Regions from separate parts of the Homo sapiens genome. Here region 2 is linked to region 1. The links are chromatin loops, found by intact Hi-C in ENCODE. Cell type or tissue: Caco-2. All regions are shown on one strand. Each heading gives the region's core, and the rest is flanking DNA. Links, peaks and the distances in the headings are about the cores only. Region 1 holds the start of LOC105374531 (a long non-coding RNA gene). Region 2 has its middle 10 kb from the start of LINC01913.

Region 1 (15,591 bases), core at 2,795-10,794:
AGCAAGAGAGAGCATGGGGGGAGAGGTGCCACATACTTTTAAATGACCAGATCTCGTGAGAACTCACTATGGTGAGGAGAGCACCAAGCCATGCAGGACCCACCCCCATGACCAAGACACCTTCCCACCTCCAACAATGGGGATTACGATTCATTATGAGATTTAGAGGGGATACACATCCAAACCTGCTGTCTAGAATTGTGCTTGCCTTACAGTAAATGCACCACCTGTTTGTTGAATGAATGAGAGAAAGAGGAAGGAATTGGGTGGGGACAGTATAAATGAAAGCAGAGACCAGAGGAAACACAGGCCAGATGTGAAACTTGCTAGAAAGCTCTCATCTTTGCTTCCTGCATACACAGAGAACTTGCTACCCAGACCCTGCCCTGCCCTTTCTTACCTGCCATTCCGAGGTGGGCCCAGTCCAGAGGGTCTAGCACCACCGCTTCCCCAAGACCACTCTGAACTGCACACCTTGATACTAACTTCAATGCCAACCCCCACTCTCTCTCTCTTACCCTGGCTTGAGGCTCTGAGTTTGGCTTAGTTGCTTTGCACCTGTTTCTGTAGCCCACCATCCCCCCACCTCTGCTCCCCATGCTGGTGTACCTCATTTCTCAGCTTAGGGCTCCACAAGGTGGATGGATCCATGATCTCTACATGAAGTGGTGTTGTCCAGCCATTTCAAATAAAACCAGGGCTTGGGAGGTATGCCCTGGCCCAAGGCTGGGGGCAAGCATGGTGGTGGCTTTGTCTGCCTGCCTCCAGGGTAGGATGGCTTCAAGCTCGGAAGCAGAACAGAGATGGAGTTTCCCAACTTAGCCCACATCACCTGAGCCCGAGTGGCCTGCTGAAGTTTCCACCACTTCAGGGACTTCCAAGTAGCCTGATCTAGGCCTGGGGAGGGGCTCCCTTCAGAGCAAGTCCTCTGCCAGGCCCTGGGAGGAAATAGGAGACCCGAGCCAGGTCTGTCCTGATGCACTTGCCCCTCCTCAGACCGGCCTGATGGGCGTCTGTGGGACTCAGGAGCGTCAGGGAATGAGATGTCACTTCCAACATTGCCTCTGGACACTCCTCCACAAGGAGCAGGCCTAGGAGGCCCTGGCAGACCTTTCACACAGACACAGGCAGACAGAAACGCAGCCAACTCACAGTGACAGCATTGGTTCCGGGAATTTTGAAAGTCAAAACCCCAATATTTTTTCACAAGAAAAAGGAACAGATTTTGGCATCTTTGCTTCAGAAACAGGAACTGACCAAGACAGTGACCTCTGATCATCACTTCCTCATTGCACTGCTCAGAAGCGGGTGGGCTCCCTCAGCCCTTTGACTTTCCCCTCAGGGTTCTGGGGGCAGAAGCCCCAGGGCTTTAAGGAACAGCAGAGGAAAGAAGAGAAGGGGAAGGAAAGGCATGGCAGAGGAGAGGGAAGGGAAGGAGAGAGATTTTCTAGGTGGTCAGTCCTTGAGGATTGAGGAGGCCAGGAGCCTGGTGGGGGTGGGGGGAGTTAGGGCCAGGAGGTACTTGGCACCTGGTAGGTCTCAGTGTGGCCTTATTTTTATCTTGTCATGGAAAGAGCATCAGTGTGTGGACCCTTTGAAGCTCACGGTTCATTGCTCCTGTGTCTTGTAGCATTGAAGTACAGCTGTCCACATTCACAGCAGACTTAGCTGTAGCACCTCTGAAAGTTGTTTTTGTTTTTTGTTTTTTGAGATGGAGTCTCATTCTGTCACCCAGGCTGGAGTGAAGTGGCGCGATCTCAGCTCCCTGTAACCTCTGCCTCCCAGGTTCATGCGATTCTCCTGCCTCAGCCTCCTGAGTGGCTGGGATTACAGGTGCCCACCACTATGCCTGGCTAATTTTTTTTTATTTTCAGTAAAGATAGGGTTTCACTATGTTGGCCAGGCTGGTCTCAAACTCCTGACCTCAGGTGGTCCGCTGGCTTTGGACTCCCAAAGTGCTGGGATTACAGGCGTGAGCCACTGCGCCTGGCTGCTCTGCATGTTTTGAGCATCTACTCCATGTCAGATGGGTTGCTGGATGCTGGGTGAATAAGAAACAGATTTTTCCCTTGCAGTGCTTAGCGTCTAATAGAAGGATCTGGTATTTGAATAATAAACATTAAAATAATGAAGCTGAGGATGACAATTGCCAAGAGAGGAGGGAGAGGCTACACTGGGTTGGGGTGGAGCATGAAAGGCATGAGGAAGGAGGTGGCATTTGAAGTGGGCCTTGAAAGGCGGTGGTCATTTGTCAGGTGGAGATGGGAAAGGAGGACCTTCCAGGGAAAAGGAGCCGCCTCAGCAAAGGTGCAGGGGAGAGAAAGTGTGAGTATATCTGGGGAGCTGAGAGTGTGGGGTGCAGGTGGGTACAGAGGAATAATGGGAGAAGTGGCTGGAGCAGGAGGTGAGGTCCACTTTGCAGAGAGCCCTGAGTGCCAGACTGAGGTATGTGGATTTCCTCAGAGGTTCATGGGGAAGCCTTGACCGGCAGTGGCATCATATATCCGTCACCAAGTGCTGCTGGAAGCGCGGAGAAAGGACCGAGGCAATGGGGAGGACTGAGCAGCCAGAACCAGCCATGATGACAACTCAGCCTTTTAGCATGTTTGGCATTGCCAGCCCTCATAGTGCGCAGCGACCTGAAATTGGTCCCATTTACTAGATCTTTGTTCGTTCAAGGTTTTTCCTACAAAACTAAGTTTCAGTTCCCCTGTGAAGTGAGCAAAGAGAATATTGATGGTGCTATCTATGTTCTTGTGTGAAATGACCAGAGCAGGAGTCACTGTGGGCAATCAGAGGCCTTCTTTCTCCTGGACAGGCTATGGAAGGGTGCCAGGGTGGGGAGGGGTTAGGAAGCAGTCAGGGTGGGGAAGGGTTAGGGAGGAGGAGCCAGGGTGGGAAAGGGTTAGGGAGGAGGTGCCAGGGCCAGATGTGCACTGGGCAGAGACCTCTGGATCAAAAGGTCCTTAAGAAGATCAATTGGACCCTCCTCTGGCTCCATGGCTCTGTCCTTAACAGAGCACTTCTCATACGGGGTGCGATGGAACTTCCTCAGCAGTAGGCAGAGAGGGTTGTATTGGTTGTTATTTATTTATTTGAGACAGGGTCTCACTCTGTTGCCCAGGCTGGGGTGCAGTGGCACGCTCATGGCTCACTGCAGCCTCTACCTCCCACGCTCAAGTGATCCCCCCACCTCAGCCTCCCTAGTAGCTGGGACTACAGGCGTGTGCCACCACACCCAGCTAATTTTTAAATTTTTTATAGAGATGGGATTTTGCCATTTGCCCAGGCCGGCCTTGAACTCCTAAGCTCAAGTGATCCTCCTTCCTTGGCCTCCCAAAGTGCTGGGATTACAGGTGTGAGCCACTGTGCCCAGCTCTGTTATTATTATTTTCTTAATAAGCTTTATTTCTCTTCGTAGATTGTAAACTCCTACAGGGCAGAGGTGGTGTTTCCCATAGGTCCTAGTACTCACTAGGCACTAAATAAAAGTGAGCTGAAGGAAAGGATCAGGGTTAGATGCCCCATTATGAGGAGGAGAAGCCTTAGGGGTGATAGCAAACAATACGTTTTATTGTTTTATCATACATCCCCCTGCTGACCCCTCTGTGACTTCTATGAGTGTGACCATGAATCCAACAGACCCTTTGTGGGGGTCTTTGCTGATGGGTCAGCCTCTCTGAACTTCTCTCCTTCCCCCATTTCTTCCATGGGGCATGTTAGCATTTCATCAACTCATTCTATACATATTTATTATCTTCAATTTGTTAGAGATGGTGCTGGGTATGGGAATACAATGGTAAAATTTTCCTTGCTAGTTATGATTTTGGGCGCCACCTGCTGGGCATATGTAGGCACATACACACAAAGTTTTGTGTAAATGTACACATTAAGATGCCAACTAAAACATACAAAGGGAGACACAGCTGTGTACACAGAGTAAAACATATACTTGTTCACAAACAGGCACACATATGTGAAAACATAGAAACACAAATGTAGAAATGTAGGCTCCAGCATAGTACCTCCACCTTAGTAGGAGTCCAGTAAATACTTGCTAGTCTGTAAAAGAAGATGCAGTTCTTTGGATCTACTTCTTCCAGGCTTATTTTTCACCACCCTTTCTAGCCAATTAGACAAGAATGCTGTGTTGTCACTTGCCCCCTTCCTACATTCCTCCCCCCCATTCTATTAATTCTTTTTATTTTTATTTAGTTATTTATTTTGAGACAGGGTCTCACTCTGTCGCCCAGACTGGAGTGCAGTGGTGCGATCAAGGCTCACTGCAATCTCTGCCTCCCAGGCTCAAGTAATCCTCCCATCTCAGCCTCTTGAGTAGCTGGGACCACAGGTGCATGCCAGCATGCCTGGCTAATTTTTTTTTCGTAGACATGGAGTTTCACCATGTTGCCCAGGCTGGTCTCAAACTCCTGGACTCAAGCCATCTGCCTGTCTCGGGCTCCTAAAATGCTGGGATTACAGGCATGAGCCACTGCACCTGGCCTATTAATTCTTTAAGACCTAGCTCAGGCTGGGCGCGGTAGCTCACACCTGTAATCCCAGCACTTTGGGAGGCCGAGGCGGGTGGATCATCTGAGGTCAGGAGCTCAAGATCGGCCTGACCAACATGGTGAAACCCTGTCTCCACTAAAAATACAAAAATTAGCTGGGCCTGGTGGCGGGGACCTGTAATCCCAGCTACTCTGGAGGCTGAAGCAGGAGAAAATCACTTGAACCTGGGAGGCGGAGGTTGCAGTGAGCTGAGATTACGCCATTGCACTCCAGTCTGGACAACAGAGCAAGACTCCTTCTCAAAAACAAAATAAAACAAAACAAAAGAAGACCTAGCTCAGATGCCACCTTCTGCAGGTGCAAGCCTGTAGCAACTCAGATGAACCTTCTACCAGCTAAGGGAATGACTTTCTCTTCTGAACTTTCATAACTTTATGATATTTGTCATTTTACTAACTTGCATTTTGGCTCTTTGGGGATGCGTGTTTTCTCCTTTTCTGGTCTGTAATCTCCTTGAGGGTAGAATTTGTGGTTGACCGATGTTAGTGTTCCCCCATAGTGCCTGGCATGCTGCCTTGTACAAAGGGAGGGGCTCAATAAATATTTGCTAAATAAATGACACAGTTATGGACACAGAGGAACATGAATTTACAGAAATGCACATCTACTTATATACATTTCTCTATCTTTGCAAAAGTTATACACATTTACAAGAAAGCACAGAAAAACATCTCTAGGCCTATAGCTGTGAGTAGACACATCCCTTCAGCTAAGCCCTTTTTAATTTCTGCTGTCTTCATTTCAATTCAGATCTTCATCCTATTTACTTCATCAATTGCCTCTTAATGTGCTTGGTTTGCTAGTTCTTCTCTTTCCACTTTTTCTATTGTCCCCTGGGCTGTACCCTCCTAAAACACCTCTTTGAGGATGTTATTCATCAGCTCAGAATTCTAGCAGTTTTTGCTTCCCTGCATGATAGTGTCTAGAAAAAGCTAAATCTTTTCTTGTCTGCTCTCCCTTTAGGAAAGGGAGTCATAGTTACAACCAGTGAAAATGGTGGATGTGGTCTCTAGAAACATGTGCCAATGCCTGTTAAAAGAAACTTGTATATCTTCCAATCTGATGAGGTGGCTGGTGCCACCTGTTCTCCTTCCTTACTGCCATGAATTTGTTTACAGAGGAGCTGCAGCAGCCATTTTGCAACCATCAGGGAATAACCAAGATGCTGCTCTTGACCTTGAGCAACTGAACAAATGATACTACTTCTAGATTCCTTGTTTATGTAAGAAAAATAAACCTTTGTTTAAGCCACTGCAAGTTGTTTTCTATGACTTGCATCTGGATGTAATCCCAACTCGTGATACTTAAATATCCCACTTCTCCTGATACCCGCAGGACAAAGCCTAATTTCCTCAATCTGATATTGTAGAGTATTTGTGATCTGGCTCCGCTCTACTCATCCAATCATGTTTCCTAGTATTCTTCTTATAGCCACACCCTAGTCCAAGCCTCCATTTTCACCTGTTGTCTAGACAAGTTGATTAACTTCCCAGCTCATCTCTTTGCTTCCACCACAGAACTCCTCCAATCCATCCTTCTCACAGCAGCCAAGAGAGATCCTTTTAAAACATGGTATCTCTTCTGTGCTTAAATCCCTTCAATGGCTTTTTTTTTTTTTCGAGATGGAGTTTCGCTTTTGTTGCCCAGGCTGGAGTGCAATGGCGCGATCTCAGCTAACTGCAACCTCTGCCTCCTGAGTTGAAGTGATTCTCCTGCCTTAGCCTCCCAAGTAGCTGGGATTACAGGCATGCACCACCACACCTGGCTAATTTTGTATTTTTAGTAGAGATAGGGTTTCACTATGTTTGGTCAGGCTGGTCTTGAACTCCTGACCTTGGGTGATCCACCTGCCTCAGGCTCCCAGAGTGCTGGGATTACAGGCATAAGCCACCTGCACCTGGCCTCAATGGCTTTTTATTACACTTTAACTCAAATCTGAACTCCTCAATAAAACTCAGACTCCTACGAGGCTCTGGCAGCCTCAAGATCCGTGGTCTTCAACCCTTGCTGCATATTAGAATCACCTAGGACTATTTCAAAGATTATCAGAGGTTGAGTTTCACACCTAAACATTCTGATTTAATTGCTCTCGGATGGACCTGGGGCACTGATATTTTTGATATATTCCTTGGTAGATTCTAAAGTACAGCCAGGATTGAGGTCCCTGATTTAGACCTTGCCTATTAACTCCATGCTTACCTAGCACCCACATGGTCACTATGCTTTAATCATATTGATTTCTTAATTCCTCAAAATGTGCCAAACTCTTTGCTGCTTCTGAACCTTTGTAGATGTGATTCCTTCTGCCTGGGAGGCTCTTGCCTTTGCTTGCCATAGGTCTGCTTGTTCTTATCTCTAAGACTCAGTTTAAGTGTCTCCTGTCCAGAGAAGCCTCCTCTAACTACTTAATCTAAAATTGTCCCCCATGTCATTCTCTGTTGCAATTTCCTAATTTCTTTCTTGATACTTGCTGCCACTTAAAAATGATATGTTTGTCTTTTAAAATCTTTATCTCATACTAGATTGTTGTCTGCAGAAGAGCAGTTTATAATCTATGTTTTGTAGGGTACCCCTCTTACAATCAGAGCCTCACACATAGTAGGTATGTCAAGAATTGTGAAGGAGTCTGAAATTTACTGTATTTGTAAGTTAACAAGTTAGCTTGCTACCATTTCACGGATGCTGGCAGAAGACAAAAGACTTCTAGGTCAGAGACAAAGGGCTTTATTATTCACAGCATCAGCAGCGGCCGGAGTACAAACATTTGCCCTGGTTCCTGTGCAACTTCCTGAGACTCAAAGAACCAGGGCAAATGTTTGTACTTTGGCCACTGCTGTTTCTGTGAGTAATGAAGAAGTCTGAGTAGCATGTGCCCATGTAGAGGGCTGCATTACAGAAGAGGAACCCTGAGCTTAGGGAACCACGAGCATTCAAAATGGGCACTTTGCCTACTTGAACTTTGTCCTGGGGGAAGACAATATCTTTCTAGCAGTGGACAATACACAAACCTACCCTTTCCTCCACAGGGAGACATAATCTCTATCTTTCACAGCTGTTTACTGTACAAACATTCTTGAAAAGATAGGAACAGAGGTGGTTAGTGCCTTGGCTTGTAAGATATGCAGAAATGGGAGAGACGCGTGGAGAACCCTTTGATCACTCAGGCTTTCTGCCTGGAGGCACTTTTCAGAGCAAGCACAGGAGAGGGGAACCTAACAGAGTTGGGAGTCCTCATTTAGTTGATGTGTTGAGATTGGAAGTCCGCTAGGCTGAGGCAGCTGGAATTTGTGGACAGAGTACTGGAGAGAAGGGAGGTATGCAGAGAAGGAGCTCCAGCAATCTGCATGGGGTTTCCTTGAATTTTGGCAAAACAGTAAGCTGTGCGTGTGTGGGATAAGACTCCGCTAAGCCAGGTGAACAGCTTTTAGCAACACAGCTACCGGGAAGCCATAAGGTGAACAATTTCCAGAGCTCACATCTCATCAGATTGGAAGATGTGCAAGTTTCAACTAGCCAGAGTGGAGTGTGGAGAGACATTCTTGCATGTTTGGAGCATTTAGTAGAGATCTTAGTAGTAAGATATCTTAGTTTTGGCTGCTATAACAAAGTGTCACAAGCTGGGATATAAACAATAGAAATTGTGGCTTATAAGCAATAGAAATTTATTTCTCATAGTTCTGGAGGGTGGAAGTCTGAGATCAGGGTGTCAGCATGGTTGGGTTCCACTGAGGGCCCATCCTGGCTGCAGACAGCTAACTTCTTGTATCCTCATATTGCAGAAAGACAGCAAAATAGCTCTCTGGGGTCCCTTTTATAAGGGCACTAATCCCATTCATCAGGGCTCCACCTTCATAGCCTAATTATGTCCCCAAAGCCCCACTTCCTAACACCATCACTTTGGGAGTTAAGATGTCAACACGTAAATTTTGGGAGGACACAACCATTCAGTCCATTACATAGAGTAAAACTGGCCTGGGTGAAGGTAGAGTAAAACTAACTGGGCGAAGGTACTCTAGATCAGGGTTTCTCAACCTTGGTACTATTTATATTTGTGTGTGTGTGTGTGCTTGAATAATTATTTGTTGTAGAGGGCTTTCCTGTGCGTTGTAGAATGTTTAACAGCATCACTGACTTCTATCCATTAGATACCAGTAGCATGCTCCTAATTGTGACAACCAAAAATATCTCCAGAAATTGACAATATCCCCAGGGTTGGGGTGGGGACAAAATCACACCCAATTTAGAACACTGCTCTAGAACCACCCCAATAAAGCACAGAAACAAGCCTCACAACCATTTAGCTTCTCTGTAAGTAGCTCAATGACCTGACACCCCACTTCTGTGGTGCTTGAGTTTCTTCCTCCTTTGCTCTGCCACAGGGGAGCTCATGCTTGCACCCATCTCTCTCTGGAGGCTCCCATCTTTCCTTAGATTTCAGGCTGTTCAGTTGCATTGCAACCTCAGCTCCTGATAGACTCAAGAAAAGTCAAGAATTTTGTAGATTATCCATTTTTCTCTTGTCATTAAGGTTGGAACAATGCTCTTCCCAGTTTTCTACATCCTAGGCGGAAGAGCTAATCTCCATTAGATACTTCTGCTCTCCTTCAAGTCTCTACCTGCCAGACCCTGGGCCTTTCCCCTTTTCTCCTGCACTCCTCCCAGTGTCTCCTCCTTCCCTGGCCTTCCTCCTTGTAATCTTAGCCTCCTCGCTCTACAGTTCTGAGCAGTCATACTCTGGCCCTAAATGTGCCCTCCATCCAGTTAAACAACAGCTTGTCTCCTTAGAGCATAGCTGGACCCTATCCTGTGTCACTTGAGCATCTGTTGTTATCCTCAGCAGTGTGCCTCAACCACCTGCCCATACCTCCGCCCAACCAGCTTCTCGGAGTGTTCTTTCCATTGCTCATTCTGCTCCTTGGAAGGAGTGCTGAGAAATGCAGTTATCTCCTTTCTGTTACGCACACATATGAGAATGTCTGTGCCTGAGGCCTGCCTCCATGGCAGGACCTGAAGGTTCCTCGCCCACAGCACTTCAGCTGGGATTGTTTGATGAGCTTCTTCCCTTCTATTTTGGTCCTTAAAGTGCTTTCTCTGTCAATGGTATTAGCTTCGTCACCTTAAAACAGACACATGACATTCACTTTTATGTTTTTAGTTGTTTTTTATTACAGAAAGGGCGGTGAGTATGTGTGTGTTTCAACACAGCAGTTATTTATTAATTGACCAATTTTTCTTTTGCTGTGATTTATTTTATTTATTGGTATTAATAACTTAAGATCTTTCCACATATCTGGCCTATTTACAGTAAGTGTTCCCTAGGGAAGCTGACTGTTATCACCCATGGTAAGAATTGCGGGATACAAGGATGAAATATTGTGGGTCTTCTGGGAGGAACAGTGACCAAAAATTTGAGATCAGTGGTGAGGACACAATTGACTGAGAAAGGTGGAGAATGACGTTGTGGACAGTCTCTCTTGGCATTAACTGCTCTGGTGGGGGAGCACTTAACCCTGAGGTAGGGAAGGATCAAGATGCTGGGTACCAGTTGAAGGTGCTCCAGAAGATGCTTTTAAGGTGGAATGAGTGGGTAGTATTCTATGTCCTTCAACTTTGCCCCGGGGGGAAGATTTTAAAAGTCATTGAAGAGAAAGGGCTCTAGTGAAATTAAAAGAATCGGGCCACCCTTTGGAAAATTAATAGAGCCATAAATGCTAAGGGGTGCCTTTTCTCGACCGCGGCGGGCGTTGGTGGCAGGGCTGACTTGGGCCGCGCTGGGTGACAGTAGAGTGGTGGCGCGGGAGCGCGAGGAAATCCAGTGACTCCTGAGCTGCCCAGGATGTGGGCCGCCCGCTAGGGGGCAGCATTCTGCTGAAGAACACCCAGAGATGCTCCACCCTGGAGCATCTGGCCATGACAACTCATACATGGCCCATGACATACCCCCTGGCCATGACTACCTCAGAATTCCCAGATAGAATGGGTTAGGGGCCAGCAACAGTTAACTACTTTCAATGTTTTGGTAATTTCCTTCTAGTTTTTTTTTTACCTTTTTTTTTTTTTTTTTTAAATAAATAGATATGAATTTATTATGTATAAGATTTTGCGTTCTACTTTTGATACATATTTTCCCCCATGTCACAAAAAATTATTTGTGACTTTTTTTTTTTTTTTGAGACAGAATCTCACTCTGCTGCCGAGGCTGGAGTGCAGTGGCATGATCTCGGCTCACTGCAACCTCTGCATCCTGGGTTCAAGCAACTCTTCTGCCTCGGCCTCCTGAGTAGCTGGGACTACAGGTGTGGGCCACCATGCCCGGCTAATTTTTTTATTTTTAGTAGAGACAGGGTTTCACTGTGTTGGCCAGGCTGGTCTTGAACTCCTGACCTCAGGTGATCCACCTGCCTCGGCTTCCCAAAGCGCTTGGATTACAAGGCATGAGCCACCGCACCCGGCCTGTGACATCATTATTAATGACTGCCTACTTTTACATCATACCAATATAACATAATTCTCTGTTGAATGTTTGTGGATTCAATTTGTTTGCTATTGTAAATTATGCTAAAATGAAAATCTTTGTGCATAAATCTTTAAGATTATTTTGTAGTATAGATGTCTTCAGAACTACTAAATCCGTATGTATAAATATTTTTCAAGGTTTTTAAATATATTGTCAGATTGATTTTTAGTAGTTCTAACAATTTTCAGTGCTAGCAGCAATACATAAGGAGTGCTCATCTCTCCTAATATCTCTGGTTGTGACTAGTATCATAGGCAAAAATATATTTTCTAATTTGATAGTGTTAAATTAAGTTTGGCCTAGAGCCTGTCTTTTTTTTTTCTTCTTTTTTTTTTTGAGACGGAGTCTCACTCCATCACCCAGGCTGTAGTATGCAGTGGCGTGATCTCAGCTCACTGCAAACTCCGTCTCCCGAGTTCAAACGATTCTCGCGCTTCAGCCTCCCAAGTAGCCAAGACTACAGGTGCACACCACCATGCCCAGCTAATTTTTGTTTTATGGAATTACAGGTGCGTGCCACCATGCTTGGCTAATTTTTGTATTGTTAGTAGAGACAGGGTTTTGCTATGTTGGCCAGGCTGGTCTCTAACTCCTGACCTCAAGCGATCCGCCCACATTGGCCTTCCAAAGTGCTGGGATTACAGGCATGAGCCACTGTGCCTGGCCCTGGACCCTGTCTTTGTACATTGAGTTTCTATGTAATGATCTGTGACCTAACTTAGTAGGTACTAAAATCTAACTACTATACTTTTTCTAACAGATAGCTGGGTTTCAGCGAGTCACAAGCAGCTGAACTTCAGCCTATCATAGGTTGACAGCTGACCAGACCACGTCCAAATAAAGCAAATGCCTAGCTGTAATTAATCAAGCTATTTTTTTAAGTTACTTCCCTGTTCTAAAGTACTCACTGCCCACATTACAAAGGGAGCTCTCTGAACCTCTTCTGGTTCTGAGTGCTGCCTGATTAATGAATTGTTCTTTGCTAAAATAAGTTCTGTTAAATTTAATTTGTCAAAAGTTTTTCTTTTGACAATAAGTTAAAAAAATGTGTTAGGGGTCTGACTGGGGAGTAACAAGGCAGCTGCCATGCATCTGGGTTTGCTTAGTGAATGCAGTGTTTGTACTCAGCTGGCATGCTTCTATGAGATGGCCTTGGGGCACTGCCACTGTCCCCCACCCAAGTGACATAATGCAAATAAAACATGTTCCATAAAATATAAAGACAATTTAAATATACACTCCATTTATAGAGCAGCTGTGTTCCTGTGAAGCCGTCCTTTCAATGTTCAGTCCTCTTGTTAAGATGTCATATGCATATTGCTAGGTGAGGTAGTGAGGAGGGTGCTGATGCTGCTCCTGCTTTCAGGAGAGGACACAGGATAAGGAGCTCCATGGTGAGAGATGCTCCATTGGAATGTAGACCCCTTTGAGCTGGAGTTTTATTCACTGCTGATTTCCTTGTGGCTAGAAAGATGCCTGGCACACAGTAGGAGCATAACAAATATTTGTTGAATCAGTGAAACTGTAGTGACTCACATTGTAAAGCAATTCATCCTTTTATATTGCAGATTAAATCTCCATTTTCTCTGTTTTGTAAGCTTGATTTCAATGTTGGACTTGAAAAAAGTCTGGGCCCCATTGTCGTGTGAGCCAAGCGGTGTTTGCTTTCAAGGCAAGGACAGAGGAGAGAAAGAGGAGGAAAAAGTTAACTTCTGGGGAATATACTCATCTGCCAATGACAGGATATGATATAGAAACAAGTCTTTTGTCTCCAAAATCTCCATCAGTGCCCACCATCCAGAGCGGGTCAACTGGATTGACCAAAATAAAATCTCGGATGATGAGAAATTTCTCATATGTTAATTGTGGAATCAAAGCTTCATTTGTGGCTCCTGCTCCCACACTGGGCTGCTGCTTTTCAGGATGAGCATTTGGGTTCAAAGTTAGGAAGGAGTGAGGGTGCGCCCATGATGACCTGAGAGCTGACTGGAGGGACTGATGAAGGGGTAGTCCAGCACAGGGCCTGCATGGTCTCTGTTTTCTGAACTCTTGCTGCCTGACTTCCCGAGGCAGTGGGAGAAGATGGGACTGATTTCTGTGCAGCTGGGGCTGAAGGCTGGCTGACGGTCACCGGGCGGGTAGTCAGTGGAGGCTGCTAGAACTGGAGCAGAAGGAACTTTCTCTCAGTGTATTTCTCCAATTTGGCACCAGATGGCAACACCTCCCTTCAAATGAAACCAAAGTCTCCAGATTCAATAACAAAACCGTTACTTATTCTGAGGACATTGAGCAACCCTGCAGGATTTGGGTCTGGATTTGGGGAGGGGGCTTGACCACCTTGATGATCATGGAGCTAAGCTAGTTCTAGATCCTGTCTCCATCCATTCTTTCCATGAGTGATTATTGATTGAGAGCTTCCTATGTGCCCAGTCCTGGGCTGTGTGTTGGGGCGGGGAGGAGAATGGGGTACAGTAGTGAGCAACACCCATGCCTCCCTCCATGGCAACAGCCCCGACAGCTTTTACAGCCTAGTAAAGGAGATAGACATTAAGCAAATAAGTACAAAACAATGGACTCATTTCAATTGTGGGAAGTGTAATAGATGATAAATATGATACTATGAGACCATATCAACAGGAAGAATCTGATCTCATCTGAGCTGTCAGGAAAGGCTGCTCTGTCAATGGATTATCCTATCGACCCCCACCCCACACATACTTTGTTATATCTACCAACACACTCCCATTATATTCCCATTTTACGGCTGCTGGACCAACCCCAAAACATCCCATTATATCCCCAACAGGCAATCCCATCATAGCCTCCACTGCAGGTCTTAATTAAAGACCACATGCCGTCCTTCACACCTCATTCCTGGAACTTTTAACAAATGCCTTTACGATCCTTTCCCAATCTCCTCTGCAATCCCTGTTGCAAATCCCATGGCTCGCCCCATTGGAATATCCCACTGCAAACTCTCACAGAACCCTGGTCTTATTCACCTTTGCATTCCCTGTGCCTCCCACTGTACGTGACAGGTCATATGTTCTTGAAAATACTTGGCAAACCAATGACAGGACCTGTCAATACCCCAGCTCACATACTCTATCTCAGGCCTGTCATGGCTCCTATGGCACAGCCAAGGTCACAGCCCCCACACTGGAAAGGGTCAGGTCTCTGCTGCCCTTTTTCCTGTAGGAAATTCCTGAGAAGAAGATTGTGTACCTCTGGATCCTCCCTTCCCCTCATTGATCTCCATCAGCCTAGATAGGCTCCCAGAAGCTAGGTCCTGCCTGGGCAGTGGCCCGTCCTGAGGTCTGACTTGGTCCATGTCACCCCCATCCCAGAATCAGTGGAACACTCTTTGTGACCTCCTTGGAGTGTACCAGGCTCCTGATTATGGGCCTGCCAATGGGGCCTTTAGTAAGCAGCTTCCCCTCTCTCCTTCTCTGAAGGGCCAGAGAACTCAGAAGAAGACATCCTAGGGCAGGAAGAGACTGCAAGGGCATCATCTAATTCTTTTTTTGTTTGTTTGTTTTTTTAGACAGAGTCTCACTCTGTCACACAGGCTGCAGTGCAGTGATGCAATCTCAGCTCACTGCAACCTCTGTTTCCTGGGTTCAAGAGAATTCTCGAGCCTCAGCCTATCGAGTAGCTGGGATTACAGGTGCCTGCCACCATGCCTGGCTCATTTTTGTATTTTTAGTAGAGACGAGGTTTCACCATGTTGGCCAGGCTAGTCTCAAACTCCTAACCTCAAGCGATCTGCCTGCCTTGGCCTCCCTAAGTGGGAATTCATCTAATTCAACAACCCTCCTCCTTATTCTTCTTCCCCATCTTCTTCCCCTGCCTGCTCCTGTTTATCTGGTCTTTCTTTGGGGCATATAAAAGCACAGCCACCTCACTTAGCAGGCAAGGGCTGAAAGGAAGCACAAAGACCAAGTCTAACTCCTTCATCTAACAAGGGAGGAAACCAAGGCCCAGAGAGTGGAAGTCACTTGCCCACACCCAACAGTGGTCAGGGCAGAGCCAGATCTCCCCACGGTGCTCCATGCAGTGTTCTTTCAGAGGCTGCCCCTTCCACATCCTCTTGTTCATATTAGCCAAGCAATGCTACTTCCATCAGGAAGGCACGTCCAATGCGAACCATTCCAGAGACTGCATTTCAAAGATTGATAGACATGGCTTTCGCATTATCTGCTGTTTCGGATTAGCTATGCCGTGGCTTCATTCTTTGGGGCTGATATTGGGGGTGGGAGGGGTGGAGAGTGGGGGAGGGGAGCCAATTCTGAGTCACTCTCTATGCCCTGGGCTCCAGCCTGCAAGACTGGGCCTGAGAAGGACAGGGTGATCCATCCTATATTTTCAGTCCGTCAGGAGATTTCATTGTTTAAACAAACATTTCAGCGAGGCCATCCAGCTGGGCAGTGATTTATGGCTCTGGCTACAGTTTTTCCCCAACAAAGATAAACAATCCTGCAACTCTTGGGACTCAGGCTGGG
Region 2 (15,591 bases), core at 5,291-13,290, 230 kb after region 1:
GAATGGACAGACTGTCTCCAGAGCTACACTGTCACCTTCCAGGGGTGGCCTATGTCTTCTGTCTTCTCCACACTTAGTACAGTCTGGGCACACAGAAATGCAATGATGCCAGGTGAGTGAGGCCTTTCAGTTCTAAAACAGGGTGCTTCAGGAAGTCGTGAGCTGCCTACTTCTGGAAGTGTGTGGTGATGCTGCTGTCAGCAGATGCTGGTGTAGAGGACCACTGCGGGTGGGAGGTGAGAGTGGAGGAAGGTTCGACGATCCTATCCATCCATGTAATAAACATCTGCTGAGCACCTAATGCATGTTGGATCCAAAGTCAGAAGCCCCCACATATATGATTTCTTTTGATTTCCACAACTAGCCTCTGACAGAGGCATGTGATCCCAGTGGCTAGATGGAGAAACTGAGGCTCAGAAGAGCTTGTCATTTTTTTTTTTTTTTTTGAAAAGATGCAAGCAGCGGGGGGCAGAGTCAGTGTAGTCTGCTTTCTGCCTTCCACCACAGGCCCCTCTATCGGGCTGTGTGGAGAAATGGGCTCCAGTTCTTGCTGTGACCCTCGCTAGATGTGTGGCTTCAACAAGTTATCTGACCTCTCTGAGTTTGTTTCTTCATCAGTTTAAGGGTTGACTTTTGGAGATTTGTCATGAAACAAAAAGAGATATTATATAAAAGTGTCTAAAACAGTGGCAGCCATGGCACAGGTTACAGTTGCTTTCTTCCTTCTGCTTCAAGATGATTTGGTTTTGTGAAGTTGACTGAGTCATCAATCTTACTCAGTTTGGGATCTTTAGGGCCTAGCAGAGAGCCGGGCATGGAGCAGACACTTAATAAATATTTGTTCAACGAATGGATACACAATGCTTATATCTACTGATGCCAACCATCTGGATACTCAAATGCTTCAACATGATGGGTTCTTGACTTTTCATCTAAATATTGGATGTCATCTTAAAATATAAGCAGCTAAAATGACGTGAAACATAAATATGAACACAGGTCTCACTGATGCAGATTCCTTGGGGGGAATGTGTAAATCAGTGAAAGTCTGCATAGGGCTGTATTTAAGGAAAGTGATTTGTTGTTTTCAAATAACTCCAGCTATGTCACCAGGTTTATTTATTTACCATCCATCCACCCATTGATGTAATCAGTCAACAGTGGCCCAGAGGGGCTCTTTGGGTGTCCTTTAATAAATAAGAAAGATTATCTGGAGCATGTTGGTTATTTGTAGATACATAGAAGCAGCTCAACTGCTTATGGGAGCTTGGAAACAGTTCGTGCTCAAGTGTTTTGGACATTCCCCCAATATTCTGCATACATTGTTTCTGTGCCTTGTCTCTGAAGAATCTTTATGCTAATTTACGGTCATATTCTTCTCTGCTAACGGGGGTGGGAATGCAGAGAGCTTCTGTCTGTTGCCTCTGAATGTGTGCAGTGCATGTGAAGAGAAAGAGTCAACACAGGCTAGATTCCCTAGGGAGAATCTCATTCTTGATATTGAGAACAACTTACTTGACTTATAGGAGTGAAAATCCTATGAACTGGATGAGGCTGTGCTATTATTCTTGGGATGAAAGATGGATGGAAAGACTCCTTTTATAGAAATTATTTTTGATGACTCAGGAACACTGTGATACCTTCAGGTCTACTGAAATGTACATGGCTATTTATCTCTATACTAAAATGACTCCAGCTTTCTATGCTTTTGGGATTCCTATTTGTGCTTTTGTTGCTATCTTGTGTCTTTCAGCTAACCTCACTTTTTTGATTCCCAGTATGCCTCTCACTAGCAGTTCAGTATCTTTCTTCTAATTTGTTGCCTGCTTCCAATATTCCAGGGACTAAACAAAAGAAGTAATAATAACAACAACAAAAATTCGGAAGGGTAAGTCTGTTAGAGCTGTTTGTGAAGCAAGAATGAAAAGAATCCAAATGAGTCTGAAAGGCCTTTCTGTGACTGCTTGGCATGAACTTTGGAACCCGGACATTGTGAGGTCTACAGTGGCTGTCTGGGGGTCTTTTCCACTTCCCTGTCCTTGACTGTCAGCTGGAGAGGTGATTTCAGGATTGGTGAGACACTACCGCACATATGTCTTACCATGGCAACCTCAAGGCATTCCTCTGAGGCCAGGATGTGGTTTCATTTCTCAGGGGAGTAGACTGAGGGGGAAACAGAAAAGTGTGAGGATGGCTTTCCATGAGGCATGGCCCTCAGGATCATGCTAAATGAAATGACATGTTGGTGTGTTTATCTGCAAACAGCCACATTGACTACTCACTTATTACAATTTTGAAGCTTATTAAAACAAAAAATACAGAGTCTTGCTGTGTTGCCCAGGCTGGAGTGCAGGGGCATGATCTCAGCTCACTACAACCTCCGCCTCCTGGGTTCAAGCAATTCTCAGAACTCCGGGTGTGGTGGCGCATGCTGGGATTACAGGCATGTGCCACCATACCCAGCTAGTTTTTGTATTTCTAATAGAGACAGAGTTTCACCACATTGGCCAGGCTGGTCTTGAACTCCTGAGCTGAAGAGATCTGCCTGCCTCGGCCTTCCAAAGTGCTGGGATTAAAGGCATGAGCCACTGTGCCTGGCCTGAAGCTGATTTTTTAATAGTTTGATCAGAGCTGCTTATTTCTTGACCTCTTTCGGAGACCTTCTGGAAAATTCTGGTGTCAGAGAAGGAGCACTCAGGAATCAGGAGTCAAGAGTTGCAAACTAGGCTGGGTGCGGTGGCTCAAGTGTATATTCCCAGTAGTTTGGGAGGCCAAGGCGAGAAGATCCCTTGGGGACCAGGCCAGGAGTTCAATACCAGCCCGGGCAACATAGTGAGACTATGTCTCTTAAAAAAAAAAAAAATTAGCTAGACATGTACCTGTAGTCCCAGCTACTTGGGAGGCTGAGGTGGGAGGATCACTTGAGCACAGGAGTTAGAGGTTACAGTGAGCTATCATTGCATTACTGCACTCTGGCCTGAATGACAGAGTGAGACCCTTTCCCAAAAAATAAGAAGCAAAGAGTTGCAGACTAGATCTTGTTCTGTGAGGTTGCTTAACCGCTCTGAATTTCAGTTATAAAATGTGAGGGCATTGGTTAAACCTGCCCTTTGCTAGGATCCGTCTAATAACACCCTATATATCTTTGATTTCTCTGTGAGCTCTGCAGAGCTGACCATCTCCAAGACTGGGGGAAAGTGGTTGTATAAGGGCAGCTTCTTATAGGGAATGGCTGGGGAGCAGGGCTGTCCCCAGAGAGGTGATGGGCATTTATATAGTTTTTTCGGCATCACAGACACAGGATTAGCTTACACTAGCAACCACCTACACCCTCCCTTGGCATGAGCCTGGAGTCTGGGAGGACTCCACCTGGATGGGTGGCAGGTGGCATCAGCTCTTCACATCCATCCTTGGTTTCCCTTGGATCCCTCTCCATCACTGTCTTTATTCACCTCAGCCTCCCCCAGCTGGAGCCACAGGCAGCCCTGTCCCATTCCGGAGCCAGTTCTGACCAAGGCAGGAAATGGATGTGGAGCCTCCGCCTGCCACTGGAGGGAGGAGGGGGCTGGAATTAGGTCTCATGTTTTCAATCAGCAACAATCGCGCCTCGGTTAAACCTCAGAGGCGACGGTGGTAGCACCACTCAAAGCTTACATTAAGTTGTTTCCTCAGATGTGGGATCCAGAGGCTTAGGCACGACTCACAGGCTCCTGGGTGCCTTTCTCCTGCGCTCAAGTCTCCTTTCCTCAAATCCAAATGAGGACTGGGTGTGTCAGAGGCAGTCTGGCTGCCTGGGCAGCTCCTGAGTTCCAGAATTTCCTAATCTTCCTTACCCCCAATGGCATCTGCAGCAATTCCCAAGTCCATAATCTGACCATAGTATTGTCTGGCCTTCCAGACCCTTCCTTGAGGCTCATTTGGAGGCTGGGTGCCCCTGGGACAGTGCAGCCTTCCTTCTGACTGTTGGGGATAAACAGCTCAGGGTCCTACCCCAGGTCTGGACTCTGCTGGCATCTCTTCTAATGTCGGGGGTCATCTGTCAGTTAAGAACTACCCTGAGGAGTGGCCTCCAAAGATGGAACCATTAGCTCAGAGGCGCAACATACTTGGTTCCATAAGCCTGCCTCTTTTATGGCCCTAGGAAAGCAAGAGCAGATCAATACATGCTTTTTGAAAGAATCTCAGAGTTTGTGGCAGAACCATTCTGAGATGTGATTAGGACTTGGGACACACAGGTCTTCCTAAACTCTTCTTGAAGGACATTGATTGACCTGAACTGTAACTAATACTGGCTAAGCCAGAATCTTGGAAAAGGTAATATGAGGAAGGTTGTAGTGATAGGAGCTTTTGGTGTCTGAGGAGCAGAACTGAAAATGGAGAAGCCAAGGAGGGTAGAGAATTGGTCAGGGTGTCTGCCTAGAGGCAAGTAGACGCTGATTCTAGACAACAGGTGCTGGGCCTCAGACAGTGGGGGAACAGTGTGTGCTGGGATTGGCCCTCGGAGCATGCAGCGCCCAGGCTCAGGTTTGGTGCTCCTAAGCACGGCCCTGAACCACTGCTGGCCGGGGGGCATTCCTCTACCTCCAGGCTTCGCTGTGGCTCTGCTCTGAATTTGCTATTTGACAAGGATAGCCAGGAAGAGCAGTTCCCTCCCTTCCTCTGCCTGCGCCAACCCCATCAGCAGCCTGTGGTCAGAGGTGCCCTCCTACCCCCATTTCCATGGGTGCCCATGGGAGCAGCATTGGAGGGCAAATCCAGGAGGCCTCTCCCCACCTGCTGCCTCCATCACCCCCAGGGCTGCCTGGCCAGGCTATCTTGCTCACTTTCAGGAAAAGGATCACAGGGAAAGGAACCTCCAGAACCCTAGAAGAGAGACCTCAATGCCATAAGGAAGAGTCTGGGGCAGAGGGGACGGTGGAGGGTAGGGGAGGGAGTGAAGCCCACTTGAGCTTTTGAAAATCTTCCTCCCTTTGAGTCTTCCCCAGCCCTAAGGCTGTTGGTGGGGCATCAGCGACCCCTGCTGGCCACCACATCTGGGATTTCCTCTGCCCTCCAGACCTCCATAGCTTTCCCCTCTGCTTTCAAGCCTCCCCTTCTTCCCAGGTTGAGGATTCTCTTCTCCCCAGAGACCCCACTCCCCCTTCCCTACTAGCCTTGCCTGTCTGTCCCCAGTTTTCTTTTATCCTTTTCTTTTACATATTCCATTCCCTTTTTCTTCTGGCAGAACTCAGCTTCTGTCTTTTGGAGCCTCCCTGCAGAAAACCACCTGTAGGGAAGAGATGGATAAAGCAGTGATAAGGCACCTGGTAAAGCATAACACACAGGAATGTCCAGGGGCTCATCTGGGCTGGAACAATAGATCCCTTTAAATGTGCTATCTGTCCCTCATATTTCTTCCATTTCACTCCAAGCCGAAACAACTACAGTTTATTATTTTATTATTATTTTGAGATGGAGTCTCACTCTGTCATCCAGGCTGGAGTGCAGTGGTGTGATCTCGGATCACTGCAACCCCCACCTTCCGAGTTCAAGCAGTTCTCCCTGCCCCAGCCTCCTGAGTAGCTGGGATTACAGGTGCCCACCACTATACCCGGCTAATTTTTGTATTTTTAGTAGAGATGGGGTTTCGCCATGTTGGCCTGGCTGGTCTTGAACTCCTGACCTTAGGTGGTCCGCCTGCCTTGGCCTCCCAAAGTGCTGGGATTCCAGGCATGAGCCATCCTGCCTGGCTGAACTATGGTTTACTGAATGCCTATTCTGTGCCTGTCTGTGTGTAGGGGACATACTTTGTGCCTCACTTTGCTCCTGTCCAGAGGCACCAGTCTCATGTTGAGGCAGGAGAGGAATGGTTGTGGGAGGATGTGGGTGCAGTTGGATGTCCAGCTTGCCCTGCCCCAACCTCTCTATAACTCATGCTGGTCACAGTGATCAGGCTTTCTTTAGTCTCAGGGCACAAGATTCTCAAGCTTGGCCACCTCATTCCATAAAATAGATAAGAAGTAGCTGCCCAAGTGGAGTTCCCTCTCTTAGGCCTTTGTCAGTCTTGCTCTAGCCTTGGCCTCTGCAGTGTCCTGGGTTCTCATGGCTTGCCATCCAGATGCAGGGCATGCATGATGAGGGGTGTAGGTAGGGGATACACCCATCTCAGGAGGCCAGGACCAGAGTCCCCCGCCCACCTCAAAAGGGCCCCATGTAGGGGCTAAAGGCCGTGGTTAAGTCAGAGGATTTTTATTTTTCTTAAAAGGGAAAAAGCTAAGATACCCTAATAAAAATGAGGCTTATTCTAGAGCAGAAAGCTCTCAGCCTGAGCTCCAGTCCAACACAGATAGGCACTCACTTCCTGGCCCAGGCCTTAATTTCCCTATTATATGGGAGCTAGGATACCCCCCAAAGGTCCTTCTTTTTTTTTGCTCTGAAGTTCTGTGGTTCTATTTTTCTTGCTTTTGCATGGCCAGGCAGACTAGGATGCAGCTTTGATCTACCTTGCGCCAGCTACCTCCCACCCACTCACGTGGATTCTAGGCTTTCATTTTTGCTGGAGTAATATTTTTCTGATGTTTATTTTTAAAAGTTCTGCATCTGTGGTGACCATCTCCCATTTGGAAAATTAACTACTTACAGATGTTGTGTGTGGCACAGCATTCTCCCAGGCAATGAAACCGCTGGGGTTTGGCTATCATTTCAAAAGTAAGAGGAGGGAAGGAAAGATGTATGTCTCTGATGTAGGTGTCAAAACTTCTTGACCTTCTGTAAAATGCCCAAATGTGATTTACTTTTATAAATTGAAGAGTGGAGAATTTCTTAAGCCTTGAGAGCCCAAGTGTTAAAAAACTCAAATGGAAATGGTCATATGTGGGATGTTTATGGTCATTTGTGGAATGTTTGCAGAGGGAAGGCACTAGCTGCGCGGCTGGGGCTGAGTGAACTCCTATGCTGTGCATAGAATACAGAGCTTAGCCCTCATCACCCCCATCCCCATGGTCAGCTGTGGCCAGTCAAGGCAGTGATTTATGTTGCTTTCCAGGATCTAGGTAAAGTGCATCCCAGCCTTGAGCAGAACCAGCAGATCCTTCTGACTCCAGGGTGCTGTGAAGACTCACTGGCTCTCTACCCTGTGTCATCCACCCGACCTTGACTTTCATTTTTGATTTCTGCCCTCCCTAGGAACTTGCACACGTCCTCCTCAAGACCTCCATCTCCAGGCATCACCCTTGCTCCTCTCCTCCCACACAACAGAAAATAGTTCCAGGATTAAAAAGACATTTTGTAAGATCCCAGTGAACTCTCACACAAAGCTCATTTTTTGTTTTCTTATTCATTGGCCACCCCCAGCTTCCGCCTCCTCAACAGTTGTCAAATACAGGCTCAACTCGAGAGAAGGAGCCATAGCCAGCTCTTTGTGTGGATGTTGATGCTGTGTATGTGTGCGGTGTGTGTGTATCTGCAGAGTGGGGTTTGTCTATGTGGAGTGTACACGTGTGCTGGTATTTGTGGCTGGGAGGAACCAACAGGACAAGAGCTCCTTTCCCCAGATGGGGCTTGCCCTGGCTGAGACATCTTTCTTGCCTGGATCTGGGACAGCTTCCTTTTTGCTACTGTTCCATTTCTGTCTCTGTTGATTTCTCCTGTCTTTGTTTCTTTCTACCAGAAGGTTCCTGCAGCCTTTGTCCTGTGAGAATGACTAAGGATAAATAAAAATTTGAGTAGCAGAGGAACTCAGAGACTGTCTCTCAAGTCTAATGAATCTGACTGCTTTAAATGTGAGAAGACTGAGGCTCGTTCTGTGCAGTGCGTTTGAACAGAAAGTTCATGCTTGTTCCACATCAGCAGGTTTAAACATTGTGTTAATGTTTTGTATCTCTGGTAAGATTTTTTGAAAGAGACACTCAAAAAGTGGGGGGAGCATAAGTACTATTCATTATAGGCAGATGGATGAGGATTTAGAATGTGGAGATTTGGAAGACAAAACTCAAGCTAGACACAATTTGTTTTCAAGGGAGAAAAATTAGGCAAAAAGTTAATGTCACTTATTCAAGATTTAGTAGAATAAATATGGGAGAAATAAATTGAGTGTGTGGTAAATTTATGAATAGTGACAGTGTTTCCTCTTGGAATGTGATAACTACTAAAAAAAAACTGCATGCAATAATAGCAATTCAGTAGGTGATATGATTTGGCTGTGTCCGCACCCAAATCTCAACTTGAATTGTATCTCCCAGAATTTCCACGTGTGGTGGGAGGGAGCCAGGGGAAGGTAATTGAATCATGGCAGCTGGTCTTTCCCCTGCTATTCTCCTTATAGTGAATAAGTCTCACCAGATCTGATGGGTTTATCAAGGGTTTCTGCTTTTGCATTTTCCTCATTTTCTCTTGCGACTGCCATGTAAGAAGTGCCTTTTGCCTCTTGCCATGATTCTGAGGCCTCCCCAGCCATGTGGAACTATAAGTCCAATTAAACCTCTTTTTGTTCCCAGTTTTGCGTATGTCTTTATCCGCAGCATGAAAACGAAATAATACAGTAGGAAACATTGATAAGTTGTACACTTTAATCTTCTTCTACGTATATAACAAAGAGAAACAATTCTTTTTCAAAGAAATAACATGGAAATTTGTCAACCATGTCGATCATTTAAAAGAGGCATGTCTAGACTAAGTGGGAGGAAGAAGGGAAGAAGGAGATAGATGAAGGACAAAGTCCACTGATGGAAAATAATAGCATGTGGATTAGGGTTCCCTTTCAGTAACTGGACGAATATGGGGAAAACTTTGTCTGCATGTTAGCAAATCAGAGAATACATCTTTATCTAGTATTCTTTCATCTCAAAATAAATATCAAACAAAAGATGAATTTTTAGGCTCTAAATCTGGGACAAAGAGAAGGAAATGGATAATTGTTTGCTAAGTGATCACACAGAGAACCTTTTCTTATTGTGCAAGACTTATTGTGAAGACTTTGAAGGGCTCCTCTCAATTTGGCTATCATTTCAAAAGTAAGAGGAGGGAAGGAAAGATGTATGTCTTTGATGTAGGTGGCAAAACTTCTTGACCTTCTGTAAAATGCCCAAATGTGATTTACTTTTAGAAATTGAAGAGTGGAGAATTTCTTAAGGCTTGAGAGGCCAAATGTTAAAAAGCTCACATGGAAATGGTCATTTGTGGGATGTTTATGGTCATTTGTGGAATGTTTGCAGAGGGAAGGCACTAGCTGTGTGGCTGGGGCTGAGTGAACTCCTACGCTGCGCGTAGAATACAGAGCTTAGCCCTCATCACCCCCATACAAGGTTGAAACCACTGTAATCTTGATTGGGGAAACTGGTTAGACATAGCCTAAATTTTAATGTGCCCCATGTCTCTCAGAGATAATAGGACCCACAGTTTACGCAAATGTGTAGCTTCTCTTTCTTTTGGTCACCATCTGTTTTCTAGTTTATTTGTGCTTGGTCGACATGATGCCAAACAACTGGTTTGACTGGTTTTTGTTGCACTAAATGGATGAGACTGACCTATTTGACGTCCTGTGGAGACAAATCCCAGCACTGGGGCCCAGGGCTTGCTGAGAGAACAAGGCTCCCTTTTCTTGAAGGCAAGTTTGAGTGTTACTGTACACTTGAGGTATTTTGATATTGTAGACCTGTAAGCATATGTTCTCAGTGGCTTCAGAGTAGGTCTGGAAAAAACAACAACCAGCCAAAGCAAACCTAGACCGGAGGCGCTAGAAACTGGGATTTAGTGACAGGACTCAGGAGGCACACAGCTCTGAAGAAAAAGACATGTAGGTGCTGTAGGCTGTTAGACGATACTGGTGTGGTCAATGCCAGCCCCTGGGTTGTGGGCAGCTGCTGCCCAGGGCAGCGGCCATGAGAAAAACCAGGTACCAGGCAAGGTGAGTGGCTGGCAGTCTCAATCAGCTGGAGTGCCAGTCTATAGGGGGCATCCAGACATTGGTGGACCACATCAGGAATATACTGCCAGTTGACTTATACATGCAAATATGACTTTTTTTTTTTTTTTTTGCATGACACGTTTATAGGCCACTCTGGTAACTCTGAGTCCAGCTGCTGCTATTTGCTTGATGCTGGCTTTTGCAGTTGCTGCAATTCTGTGACAAGTTGGCCCAATATATATGCTAGTTACAAATGATATACTTTATTATGCAAAATTAAGACCTTTTATTATGCTCCCCACTTTCCCCAGTAAATTGGTTTGGAAAATTACCTATGATAAATATCATGTTCTAAGCCTAAAGAAAGAAGTATAACATTTTATTGTAAAATAAGATTGTTTCTAAATATGTAACCAAATGTCAAACAAATAATGAAAGGAGGCTGGACATGGTGGCTTACACCTGTAATCCCAGCCCTTTGGGAGGCCCAGAAATGGGAGGATTTCTTGAGTCCAGGAATTCAAGATCAGCCTGGGAAACATAATGAGAGCTTGTATCTACAAAAAATAAAATTAGCCGGGCATGGTGGGGTGCGCCTGTAGTTCCAGCTACTTAGGAGGCTGAAGTGGGAGGATTGCTTGAGTCTGGGAAGTCAAGGCTGCAGTGAGCTGAGAATGGTGCCACTGCACTCCAGCCTGGGTGACAGAATGAGACCTGTCTCACAAAAGAAAAAAAAGAGTAGCTATGGAGTGTTAGTAGATCCCAGGTAGTAGTTTTTTTTTTTTTTTTTTTTTTGAGACGGATTCTTGCTTACTCTGTCACCTGGGCTGGAGTGCAACGCCATGATCTCCGTTCACTGCAACCTCCGCCTCCCAGGTTCAAGGGATTCTCTGGCCTCAGCCTACTGAGTAGCTGGGATTATAGGCACACACCACCATGCCCAGCTAATTTTTCCATTTTTAGTGGAGATGGGGTTTCACCATGTTGGCCAGGATGGTCTCCATCTCTTGACCTCGTTATTTGCCCGCCTCGGCCTCCCAAAGTGCTGGGATTACAGGTGTGAGCTACCACGCCTGGCAGAGCCCAGGTAGTTTATGTATGTCATTGCTTATATGACTCACAACAACGCTGTGTGGTATTCCCACTTTACAGAGGAGAAAGTTAAGGTTGAGAAAGGATACGGAACCTGACTTCAGGTCACACAGCTTGGGTCCGGGTCGGAATTCCAACCCAGGCAGTGGAGCAACAGGGTTCCATTTTTTAAGCTTTGTGCTACACTGATTCTGAATATTAAAACAACAACACAACATTGGATGAAGAGTCATGAAATCTTTAGCCTACCTGGCTGTCAGTCTGCATGTGTTGCTTGGTCTGGCTCCATTTGGCCAAAATGCCAGAGCAGAACCTTGGTGCAGTGACAACCTCTTAATTGATATGGAAGGGTGAATATTCTTGAGGTAAAGTAAATAGGGCAGAGAGGCTCAGGCTGCAGATAGGGATGGGTAGGTAGGGTTTTCAAGTGGATCCTCAGAGCCTCTGACTCCCAGGGGAGGTGTCTTGAAAAATGCTGTGTTAGGGCATGGAGGGATGAAGCCTAGGAAGGGGCTCTCTTGGGAAAGATAAGAAAGTGCCTTTCTTGTCAAGGAGGTGAGGCCAGGGGCTAGGGCAGGAGGGCTCTAGAAGGCCCACTTGTGATGAGCATGCAGAAAATGCCATTCAGGTGTGTGGCACTTCGCAATGGTGTGGAGTGACCTGCAACCCTAAACTTTTGCTCTGTAACACCATTCAGACTCCAGTAAATGCTTCTCCACTTGTCCCGAGTGGTATGTCCTAGAAATGAAAGGTATCTGTGTTCCCATGTGAAGTATGTTTGTGGGCTGTGTTGCTACAGTTATCAGATGACACTGATCCAAGTTCAGGGAGGATTTCAGTGCTAGAAACACAGGTAGGGAAAAGAAAACTACCAATAAACTTTTGAAAACTTTCATCTCAGGTAATATAAATGCTATAGATTCTTACTAAATATTTTCCAGAAGTGCTAAGTATCCCATTTCCTACTTTTCTCCAACTTCAAATTCTTGGTGCTGGAGTTATTCAGGAACCTGTGTGATATTTGCAACAAATGCATCCAAGGGCTGACGAATATTTGCAACACCAAACAACTGATGTTACTCTTAATTTGTATCTATGTACATCTCCATATAACATGTGTGAGGCATAGCATCCATTCTTTACTTCAGAAGGCAACCAACCAGTTAGATTTTGGATGCTAGAATTGCAATGCTGTATTGCAACTTAAAATTAAAGGATGCACCTGTAATCCCAGGACTTTGGGAGGCCAAGGCAGGCGGATTGCTTGAGATCAGGAGTGGAAACCAGCCTGGCCATCATGGTGAAACCCTGTCTTTACTAAAAAAAAAAATACAAAAATTAACCAGGCATGGTGTCAGGTGCCTGTAATCCCAGCAACTGGGGAGGCTGAAGCAGGAGAATTGCTTGAACCCGGGAGGTGGAGGTTGCAGTGAGTGGAGATCATGCCACTGCATTCCAACCTGGGTGACAGAGTGAGACTCCATCTCGAAAAAAAAGTGTGTTTTATTTTTATAAAAACGTTAAATATGACCTAATTAAATTTCCAGGAAATTAAATTAAAATGTCACCATTATTTAAAAGTTATATTCATTAATTATAATTTGTATCTGCCTTTTAATTTTCATAGATAATTTTAAGTATTAAAAGACTATTAAAATAAATTAAAAATATATTGTGATATAGTTTGGCTGTGTCTCCACCCAAATCTCATCTTGAATTCCCACATGTTGTGAAAGGGACCCTGTGGGAGGTTATTGGATCATGGGGCAAGTCTTTCCCGTGCTGTTCTCGTGATAGTGAATAAGTCTCATGAGATCTGATGGTTTTATAAAGAGGAGCTCCCGTGCACAAGCTCTCTCTTTTTGCCTGTTGCCATCCATAAGAAGTGACTTGTTCCTCCTTGCCTTCCACCATGATTGTGAGGCCTCCCCAGCCACGTGGAACTGTATGTCCATTAAACTTATTTTTCTTCCCAGACTTGGGTATGTCTTTAACAGCAGTGTGAAAATGGACTAATACATATATGTAAAAATTTTATGTATTTGATGAAATATACTTATATTGACAAATTTCAATCACATTTTAATCCTCTTTATTATTGAGAAATGGATATAAGTCAAGATTGGGATAAAAAGATAAAATAGGGTGAAGTTCAGAAGCTGAAAAGAAACAAAATCAGTGAGGTAATCTGCTTAACACTGCAAACACTGGAGAAATAGTAAAAGTGAGTAGGCATTTGTTGGACTAGCCCACAAAAAATCTTTACACAGGACCTTACAAATTGTTTACTTAATGTAGATCTAATTAGTGATCAAAACAATGAGAATGTAAAGGGGAATTATTCATATCAAATTCACAATTCAGAAGCCACAGATGGATGCAACTTGTGCCTGCCTGGGAGACACAAAGGAAGCTACATTCGTGAAATTAGCCCAATGGGAGGAGAAAGATGAAACTGAAACCTTGGGGGCTTTACTGTACCTGTGGGAGGCTGATTCAGGAAAATGGCCTGCTTTTTTTTTTTTTTTCTTTTTGAGATGGAGTCTCGCTCAGTTACCCAGGCTGGAGTGTAGTGGTGCAACCTCCGCCTCCCAGGTTCAAGCGATTCTCCAGCCTCAGCCTCCTGAGTAGCTGGGATTACAGGCATGTGCCACCACGCCCAGCTAATTTTTACATTTTTAGTAGAGATGGGATTTCACCATGTTGGCCAGACTGGTCTCGAACTCCTAGCCTCAGGTGATCCTCCTGCCTCAGCCTCCCAAAGTGCTGGGATTACGGGTGTAAGCCACTACACCCAACCAAAATGGCCTTCTTATAGCAGGAGACTGTGTCCTCAAAACACAGTCCCATCCAAGTGAATGGTTACAATTATTGGATGAACATGGTAGGACATCCAGTATTCCATTTTACATCAAAACTCTTCTAACTGGGAAAGATGTCATAGAAACTGGCTTTTATATGCTAAGTTCAATACAAAATATTTTGTGAATTCTATACCAATTATCACCAATCTTGAAGATTAGCTTTGGTTAAATAATGTATTATGGCCAGAAGAGGAAATCCCTGTGCACACACAAAAAGCACACAATCAATTGTTTGAGAAAAAAAGGTTAATAAACAGCAGACAATGAGTAGTAGTCAGCAAAGACAAGTAAACACCAATAAAGAACATCTGCCATAATATTCCTAAAAGAAACATGTTATTTAGCCAAACAAAATGATGCTTTTATAGCCTTAATAATACATTCTTTATGGAAAACAATGAAGTTTTCTGGGTTTTGTATGAATGACTTAAAAATTTGCTGCTAGGGTGATCAAACATGAAAGAGATTAAAAACACACACAAATGATCTCTATTGAGGATTGAGAATTAAAAGAGATTATTAAATTAAAGGATAATAAAATGATAACAATATTTAACATTTAAAAAAGCAAATATTATTCAGTTCAACTAGCTAGCAGCGGTCAAAAGTCAAGTTGGGTGACTCACTTTTTTGTGTGTGTGTAAGACAGTCTTGCCACGTCGCTCAGGCTGGAGTGCAGTGGCACGATCTCAGCTCACTGCAGCCTCCACCTCCCAGGTTCAAGAAATTCTCCTGCCTCAGCCTCCCGAGTAGGTGGGATTACAGGCGTGTGCCACCATGCCCAGCTAATCTTTTTGTAGTTTAGTAAAGACGGGGTTACATCATGTTGTCCAGGCTGGTCTCCAACTCCTGGCCTCAAGTGATCCTCCTGCCTCAGGGTCCCAAAGTGCTGGGATTATAGGCATGAGCCACTATGCCCAGCCTGAATGACTCACATTTATGATACTCATTGTTAAACTATCTGGAGAGGCAAACAAGGAACTTGAAATTAATAAGTATTTTATTGGTTTTACACTTTCGAAAAATGCAGCTTTTGTCTTAAAGACACAGCTTTAAATTTTAGCCATTGATTTAAAAGATTATTGAGGGTAAGCCTATGATAATGATGTTAATAAGGTTGTTAAAGAAAAAGGTATGCAATCCAGAATTCTGGTTGAAAATATAGAAGCATTCTTTGAACTGTAGTTTGAATTTTAACAAGGAAATGTCAGCTTTACCTGTGCTGATAGCAATGGTATTCCTTGGAACAATTCAAGTATTATTTACATTGTTTTCTATATCTCTCTAAAGGTGGAACATGATGAAACACACACCAAATCTGACCTTACAACACGCTTAGGTACACAATGGAAATTCTAATGAAACACTGTCAAAGCAATTAGATTTAATTAAGCAAGATATGAAATACATTAATAGAGCTAAGCAAAACCATAGAAAATCCTCAAAGAGCAAATCTCAGTCTTTGGCAGAATGTGAAATTAATTTTAAATCTCATCATTCAGTTACTTGTTATGAACTACAGCTTGCTGTAAACAATGTTAACTGAAAAATAAAAAAACAAAACCATGATCTAAGTTTTATTTCACTTTTAAATGGATTCTACAAATATATCTAAAGATTTAAAGAAAATTGTTATTCTAAATAAAAAAGATGCATGATAAATATGAAACAAAAGTAAAATTCCAGCAAAATACAAGGAAATTTGAACAACAAAACAAAAACATTTGCATGACTATGAAGGAGAAGGTTCAC

Evidence for each region. A loop is a pair of places that touch in the nucleus more often than their neighbours do. Peaks named below come from ENCODE experiments on the same cell type or tissue, not always from the same donor. Only the 100,000 strongest peaks of a DNase experiment are listed, where the experiment ranks them.
Region 2: it touches region 1 in a loop (3-fold over the local background); 107 of 110 quality-filtered maps call a loop at or near these places.

What each region holds. Positions count from the first base shown.
Region 1 is chr2:42,084,351-42,099,941 of GRCh38, reverse strand. LOC105374531 (a long non-coding RNA gene) reads left to right here and starts at 2,149. Exons shown (of 2, transcript XR_940001.1): 1 at 2,149-2,325. RefSeq lists a silencer at 201-290 and enhancers at 411-470, 661-980, 13,333-13,392. In Caco-2, for the core only: CTCF peaks have their summits at 3,605 (motif pointing left) and 3,833 (motif pointing left); DNase peaks (open chromatin) are centred at 3,831, 7,411 and 7,751.
Region 2 is chr2:41,859,331-41,874,921 of GRCh38, reverse strand. It overlaps the pseudogene RNU4-63P. Among named protein-coding and RNA genes, the nearest start is that of LINC01913, 10 kb to the left of the region's middle. RefSeq lists a silencer at 5,005-5,104. In Caco-2, for the core only: no CTCF peak of the experiment used is centred there; DNase peaks (open chromatin) are centred at 9,213 and 9,504.